Linked DNA regions of Homo sapiens: region 2 is linked to region 1. Evidence: chromatin loops called from intact Hi-C (ENCODE). Cell type or tissue: gastrocnemius medialis. All regions are shown on one strand.

Evidence for each region. Hi-C counts contacts between places; a loop is a spot of excess contacts. Peaks named below come from ENCODE experiments on the same cell type or tissue, not always from the same donor. Only the 100,000 strongest peaks of a DNase experiment are listed, where the experiment ranks them.
Region 2: it touches region 1 in a loop (4-fold over the local background); 1 of 110 quality-filtered maps calls a loop at or near these places.

What each region holds. Positions count from the first base shown.
Region 1 is chr22:36,284,613-36,288,612 of GRCh38, reverse strand. It overlaps MYH9 (myosin heavy chain 9), which reads left to right. Exons shown (of 41, transcript NM_002473.6): 34 at 200-361; 35 at 1,767-1,895; 36 at 2,660-2,748; 37 at 2,832-2,955; 38 at 3,284-3,492. It overlaps MIR6819 (microRNA 6819), which reads left to right and starts at 1,706; the gene lies at 1,706-1,766. RefSeq lists an enhancer at 1,705-2,217. In gastrocnemius medialis, a CTCF peak has its summit at 1,938 (motif pointing right); a DNase peak (open chromatin) is centred at 1,962; H3K27ac peaks cover 996 bases.
Region 2 is chr22:35,928,893-35,932,892 of GRCh38, reverse strand. The region is part of intron 2 of RBFOX2 (RNA binding fox-1 homolog 2); the gene reads left to right. Among named protein-coding and RNA genes, the nearest start is that of RBFOX2, 98 kb to the left of the region's middle. In gastrocnemius medialis, a CTCF peak has its summit at 1,764 (motif pointing left); no DNase peak of the experiment used is centred here.

The sequences.
Region 1 (4,000 bases):
TCCCATATTCCTTCTTTCTAGCCTCCTGTCTCGGGGTTCAGTGACTCACTTTCTTAGAGTTCTTATGGTCAGTAATCCCCACTGGTTTCCCGAGGCCCCATGGATCCTGCAGAACTGGCCTGAGGCTCCTGAGTTCAGAGCTAGGGCAGGGTCTCCCAGTGGGTCCAGCTTCCCAAGTTGTTGATGTTCCTTCCCCCAGGTGCGGGAGATGGAGGCAGAGCTGGAGGACGAGAGGAAGCAGCGCTCGATGGCAGTGGCCGCCCGGAAGAAGCTGGAGATGGACCTGAAGGACCTGGAGGCGCACATCGACTCGGCCAACAAGAACCGGGACGAAGCCATCAAACAGCTGCGGAAGCTGCAGGTAAGGGTGGGCGGGGCCCAGGTGAGGGTGGGCGGCACCCGACTGAGCCAACTACATATGAAGGTGCCAGGGCTCGGCCCAGGGCGGGAACCTGGCAGGGTGGCACCTCCTGGGAAGGTCCTGGGTGCTTCCAGCCCCATCTCACTGACAGAGACTCAGAGGCTCAGAGGTGAGTGGAAACATGATAGTCCAACAGCAAACTTGCAAAACGGTGTATGACTGGGTACATAAAACACAGAAGCAAACAAGTACAAGCCTAGACATGGGTGGAGTTCAAGAAGGTCTCACTTAATGCAGACTTCCAGAATCACCCGGGTCCTGACACCCTTCAGCCTTCTGGGCTCTGGGGCGATGGTTCCAAGAAGCAGCCCGGAGTGTGGGACACATACTTGGAAATCTTCACCTCACTAATAATTAAAGAATAATTAACACGTAAAAACAGCTCTGATACGCCATATCATGTAACAAGAATAACCTTAGTTTAACAAATTTTTTTTTGTTTGTTTGTTTGAGACGGAGTCTCGCTCTGTCGCTCAGGCTGGAGTGCAGTGGCATGATCTCGGCTTGCTGCAAGCTCCGCCTCCCGGGTTCACGCCATTCTCCTGCCTCAGCCTCCCCAGCAGCTGGGACTACAGGCGCACGCCGCCACGCCCGGCTAATTTTTGTATTTTTAGTAGAGACGGGGTTTCACCATGTTAGCCAGGATGGTCTCAATCTCCTGACCTTGTGATCCACCCGCCTCGGCCTCCCAAAGTGCTGGGATTACAAGCATGAGCCACTGCGCCCGGCCAAAAAAAAAATGTTAAGTGTAAAAAAAAAACCCACAAAAACTTTAAAACTTCATTGTGGTCAAGGTTGTGGGCATAGATGCTCTGATTGCTGGTGGCATTTTTTTACTGGTGTGGTCGGGCTGCACACAGCCAGTCACTCTCTTTGATTTGGGGAATCTCAATTTCGGATTTATCTGCAAAAGGAAAAAAAGGCTATTTGACAAAGGTCTTTAGTGTTAAAAGAAGTAACAGGAGAATAACAAAAGGAAAGGTGTTTCCTGCCTGTGGTGGGGATGGACCGGCAGGCTGGGCACTGGTTTTGAGTGGCAGGTGCGCATTAGGGGTGGCACCATGGGCACTGGCTTCCGGCCCACAGGAGGGGACAGAAAGTAGAAAATGAAGCTCAGCTTGGGCTCACGTCCACGGTGACGAACACTGTCAAAGTGTGCATTACGGGGTGGGATACACAGATGATTGTCTTTAGTTGCCTTTTTGCCCTGTCACCACGGTTAGTTGGTTAAATACAGCATTGAGTGGAGCACCAGCCATGAGCCCTGTTGGCGAGGTGACCCATGAGGGTTGGGGTGGAGGGCCAAGGAGCTGGGTGGGGTGCCAAGCCTCTGTCCCCACCCCAGGCCCAGATGAAGGACTGCATGCGCGAGCTGGATGACACCCGCGCCTCTCGTGAGGAGATCCTGGCCCAGGCCAAAGAGAACGAGAAGAAGCTGAAGAGCATGGAGGCCGAGATGATCCAGTTGCAGGAGGTGGGTGGGGCTGCAATGGAGAGCGGCACCGCTGCCCTGCGGCCAGCAGGTGGCAGCGTGGGGCTTTCAGCTGAGGACAGGGCTGGAGTCCTACTGGGCTCCAGGAATTGGCTGGGGATGGCTCTCAGGTTACATAAGGATTCCCTCCAGGGTTCCGTTTCATAGCGGGGCTCCCTCGTATGATCAGAGTGTGTGTGTGTGTGAAACTGGCATCCCTCACATGAGATGAGGCTTTGTGGCCACCACCACCTCCTGCTGTGAATGCTGCCTGGTGAGAAGGGGTCTGAGCGTCCCCTCGGCCGCCCTGCCCGTCGCACCTGAGCCCGTCCTGAAGTGTTTCCCAGGTCTGGAGGGTGCCCTGCAGCGTGATGTGCCGGCTGCGAGTGCGTCCAGGGTGTAGCCATCTGCCTGTGGCCTCCAGAGCTGACTCCAAGCTCTGGCTTACCCAGAACAGGGAGGGGCCGCCCTGAGTGACTCTGTCCACGTGGTCTCCCTGGTTAGGCCAGGACACTTCTTACTTATCGCCATACCCTGGCACCTGGCTTGATTCCTAGCACTTAAATGTAAGAGTTTTATAAACATATGGTGTTTAAGCTATATCTTCAGGGGGGCACCAGCCCTGTGAGCTAGAGGGTTTCTGGAGGAAGGGCTTCGTGGGGAGGTGGGCCTGGGGAAGGGCTTGAGGGGAGGGTGCCTGGGGCTGGGAAGGATGGTCTTGTGGGGCTGTGGCTGCCTTTAGGTCACACTCTGGGTCTTTGTGGCAGGAACTGGCAGCCGCGGAGCGTGCCAAGCGCCAGGCCCAGCAGGAGCGGGATGAGCTGGCTGACGAGATCGCCAACAGCAGCGGCAAAGGGTGAGCTGAGTGAGGGGGCAGAGTTGGGGGGGACCAGGTGTGTCCCCAGGGTAGGCCCCTCACTTCTCCCGCCCACCCCGCAGAGCCCTGGCGTTAGAGGAGAAGCGGCGTCTGGAGGCCCGCATCGCCCAGCTGGAGGAGGAGCTGGAGGAGGAGCAGGGCAACACGGAGCTGATCAACGACCGGCTGAAGAAGGCCAACCTGCAGGTGGGTGCCAGGACTTCTCCCACTCTGGGCTCTGGCTGGAGCCACCACGGCAGAGCTGGCCTTGGACCCAGCCGGCAGAAGCACAGGCCAAGTGCCAGCTGCTCCCCAGGCGCTTAGGGGAAAATGTCCAGGCACCTGGACCTGAAAGGTCCCCCTCTGGCTTCTGTGTTGGGTGTTCAGAAGTTTCTAATCTTCCCTTTTCTGGGAGACCCAAGACTCTGGACCCCAAGGGTTTGGTGGGATCCTGCTGCCACCTTCCTCTGGCCCTGCTCATGCCCTCCAGCCAGGGCCCCAGCCCTCCCCAAGGTCACTGGCCCTTCTTCTGCAGATCGACCAGATCAACACCGACCTGAACCTGGAGCGCAGCCACGCCCAGAAGAACGAGAATGCTCGGCAGCAGCTGGAACGCCAGAACAAGGAGCTTAAGGTCAAGCTGCAGGAGATGGAGGGCACTGTCAAGTCCAAGTACAAGGCCTCCATCACCGCCCTCGAGGCCAAGATTGCACAGCTGGAGGAGCAGCTGGACAACGAGACCAAGTACGTGCCCCTGGCCCCGCCCAACCCCAGCTGTCCTGGAAAAAACTCTGGCCCCCCTGCAGTCCTGCCCAAATCTGGGCCACAACCAGCTCTCTGTCTCCTGAGCCTGGGGCTGTTTCCCTCCCTCCTGATGGGGCCCTCATCCCTTCCACAGGTTGGGTGGTTGGGGGAGCTTGTGGGGTTTGAACAGGATTCTCTGTTCCACCTCTAAAGCCAGGAGTTTTGGTGGCTGTGTCTGAGAGTGAATCAGAGCAGGAGGTACAGGGGGGTCCTGCCCACTAGGACAGTTGTCCTATGGGCTCAGCAGGACTGAGACTTCCTTGGAGGGAATGGGGTTTACAGTAGGCCCCCAGACCTCTTTTCCAGTTACATAGATGCTCTTTGAGGTGTGTCGCTTCCCTTACCTGAGCCCATTTCCTCATCTGTAAATGGGGCTATTTGCAGTGCCCGTCGTAAGAAGCCGGGTACACATAGGTGTCTAGCAAAGGCCTCCCTACGTGATCCCTAG
Region 2 (4,000 bases), 360 kb after region 1:
ATGTCATGTTGTCAATTTTTTTGAGACTCTGTTGCCCAGGCTGGAATGAAGTGGCGCAATCTTGGCTCACTGCAACATTTGCCTCCCGGGTTCAAGTGATTCTTCTGCCTCAGCCTCCTGAGTAGCTGGGATTACAGACATGCGACACTAAGCCTGGCTAATTTTTGTATTTTTAGTAGAGACAGTGTTTTGCCATGTTGGCCAGGCTGATCTCAAACTTCTGACCTCAGGTGATCTGCTCACCTCAGCCTCCCAAAGTGCTGGAATTACAGATGTGAACCACCACGCGGGGCCCATTCTTTGATGTTTAAAATGCTTGTCAATGACTTCTCAAAACTATATTTTTTTCTTCAATTTTCTAAAATTCTGTTGAAAGACACAATGTCCCATTGATTAGCAGAAACAAGTGGGAACATCAAAGGAGATGCTTAAGTTGACAAATATAACATAGACAATTATAGATTTAAATTCAGAGTGGCAGCCTTACTTTTAATAAGAGGGTAAATTTAAAATGACCTAAGGGTTTCTTTTCTTAACAAGTATTTTCTTTCCTCAAGATTTTTTTTTTCTTTTTTCTAACCAGTTTTTTCATGGGTAGAAAATGAACTTTATTTTAGTCAAATTTTTGCAATGAACTTTCAAGGCTTTTTTTTTATTGGGAGCTGTGGACAACAGCAAATATATCTTCTGTAGTGCTCATTTGGCTTGATTGAAGAAATGATGACTACTTTTCTTCCCTCGGGGATAGTTGGTGGAATGGAGGACATGGTAAGTGTGTTCAGGTTCTAGCTTAGTGCTTTTGAGCTTAAAAAAAGACTGACCCCAAGGAGGCAGTTGCTTTTATGTCATGACCCAGTATACACACATACATATATGTTGACTATAACTTAGAATTAGTCTTACCAAATGCTGCCTATCTTAACCATGTTCTAAGTACTGTGATATTTTCTGTCCCCTTCAAAAAATTGTCGATTGTGACTAACGATTGACCAAAATTGATTTCTGCTGGATTTTTCCTGGACCCACTAATGGATTGCAACCTGTTTGAAAAACATTGTTCTAATACTTACATTCCTTAAAAATGCAACCTTAAAGAAACCTCATGCCTTTATTTTTTTGAGATGGAGTCTCACTTTGTCACCTAGGCTGGAGTGCAGTGGCATGATCTCTGCTCATTGCAACCTCCACCTCCCAGGCTCAAGTGGTCCTCCTACCTCAGCCTCCTGAGTAGCTGGGACCGCAGGTGTGCACCTCCATGCCCAGCTAGTTTTTGTATTTTTGGTAGAGATGGGGTTTCACCATGTTGCCCAGGTTGGTCTTGAACTCCTGAGTTCATGCGTTCCACCCGCCTCAACCTCCCAAAGTGCTGGGATTACAGCCGTAAGCTTCCATGCCGGGACACAAGAAACCCCATACCTTTTAGCAGTCACTCCCCTACTTTCCATCTCTCCACCCAAGCTCTAAGGCCCCCCAGCTGGAGACTGAATTAAAATGGTTCAGAAGTAAAACGTTACCCCTTCTGTATCTCGCAATCTATAATAATTTTCTTTCTGATCCTCTTTTTTTTTTTTTTTTTAACTAAACATGCTTTTGCTTTGCTCTTAAATTACAGGAAGTGTGAAATTGCTTTTTTTCCCCCCTGTTAGGTTGTCTAGAACCCCACTTTCAGCCTTTGTGCAAAGCTTTTTCAAACTGTTGCTTCTGTCCAACATCTGACCTCAGGTCACCCATCAATAGTTTAGGTCCTTCTGTGGTGTTGTCCTTACACCCTCTAGTGGATGAAGGTCTGGTATATGCTGTAGTGTCTAGTGTTCTTGTAGCACTTTTCTCAATCCATGTAATCAGCTTTACTATTACATTTTAGATCATTTCATTCTTCAAACAGTTAAAAATCTTTTCACTCCAGGAAAGACTGTTTTATTTCTTCTGCTGCTCACTGCCATGCTAAGTAATATGCTTATTCTGCTGTTTCATGATTTGTCCAAATTTTGGCACTATTCTTTGGCTTCCTACTGTTGAAGATGAGAAATTAGCAATTTTATTTTATTTTATTTTTATTTTTTGAGACAAGGTCTTGTTGTGTTGCCCAGGCAGGAGTGCAGGTGTGTCATCTTGGCTTACTGCAACCTCCGCCTCCTGGGTACAAGTGATTCTTGTGCCTCATCCTCCCCTGTAGCTGGCATTACAGGCGCACACCACCAAACCCGACTACTTTTTATATTTTTAGTAGAGATGGGGTTCCTCTGTGTTGGCCAGGCTGATCTCGAACTCCTGACCTCAAGTGATCCGCCTGCTTCAGCCTCCCAAAGTGCTGGGATTACAGGTATGAGCCACTGCGCCTGCCCAGAAATTAGCAGTTTTATAGACCTCTTTCCTTCTAATAAAGCCATTTTTTGGGTCAAATCAATATTTATTGATTTGTGAATATATAATAATTATTATGACTATTTATTTTATATCCAAACAAAATATTATTACTTTGCCTGTCTTACATATTTGTTTCCCTTGGAGTTACTATGTAGAGAAAATAAATATAAATATGTATTTGGCTGTTGCTTTTTAAAAAGCTCTATGGCCAGCGCAGTGGCTCACGCCTGTAATCCCAGCACTTTGGGAGACTGCGGCGGGGGAATCACCTGAGGTCTGGAGCTCGAAACCAGCCTGGCCAACATGGGGAAACCCTATCTCTACTAAAAATACAAAAATTAGTGGGGCATGGTGGCGGGTGCCTGTAATCCCAGCTACTTGGGAGCTGAGGCACGAGAATCGCTTGAACCCAGGAGGCGGAGGTTGCAGTGAGCTGAGATTATGCCACTGCACTCGAGCCTGGGCGACAGAGTGAGACTCCGTCTCAAAAAAAAAAAAAAAAAAAAAAGTTCTATTAAGATGTCATTTCTATACCTAAAATTTACTCAATGTAAGTGACTTGTTCAGTGATATTTAGTAAACGTATAGAGTTGTGTCACAGTCCAGCTTTAGTACATTTCCCTCATTCCCCAAATTCTTTCAAATTCTTTTGCAGTCATTCCCTGCTCCCTCTCCAGTCCTCCCTCTCTCCCCCAGCCAACCACTGCTCTGCTTTCTGACTTTATAAAATTGCCTCTTTTGTGCTGGACACGGTAGCTCATGCCTGTATACCAGTACTTTGGGAGGCCGAGGCAGGAGGATCCTTTGAGCCCAGGAGTTCAAGACCAGCGTGGGCAACACAGCGAGACCATGTCTCAAAAAAAACAAAAAAAATGGTCGCTTTTGGACATTTTATATAAATGGAATTATATGATATATGTAGTCTTTGGCATGAGATTTCTTACAATTAGTATAATGTTTTTGAGGTTCATCCAGGTTGTAGTATGTATCACTGTGTCATTTTTTATTTTTTTTTGCTAAATAATATTTCATTATAGTGATGTATCACCTTTTGTTTATTTGTTTACCAGTTGGTAGATATTTGTATTGTTTCCAACTTGGCTATTATGAATAGTGCTGATATGAAGAATTACCTGCAAATCTGTGTGTTGACATACTTTAATTTCTCTTGGGTAGATTTCTAGGAGTGGAATTACTGAGGCAATGGTAAACTCATGTATAATTTCTTCTTTTTAAGAGAAATAAGCCAGTGTGGTGGCTCATGCCTGTAATCCCAGCACTTTGGGAGGCTGAGGTGGGTGGATCACTTGAGGTCAGGAGTTTGAGACCAGCCTGGTTAACCCAGTTAAACCCCATCTCTACTAGAAATACAAAAATAAAATAAATAAAATAAAATAATAATAATCATAATAAAAGAGAAATGAGGTCGCCAATGCTGGAGTGTGGTGGTGCAATCATAGTTCAATTTAGCTTTGAACTCCTGCCTCAAGTGATCCTCCTGTCTCAGCCTCCCTGAGTAGCTGGTATTACCAGCTTGAGACAACGTGGCCTCATGCATAACTTTTAAAGAAACCACAGACTGTTTTCCAAAGTGGCTTGGTTTTATCTAACTTTTTGTTATAATGAGTGTATG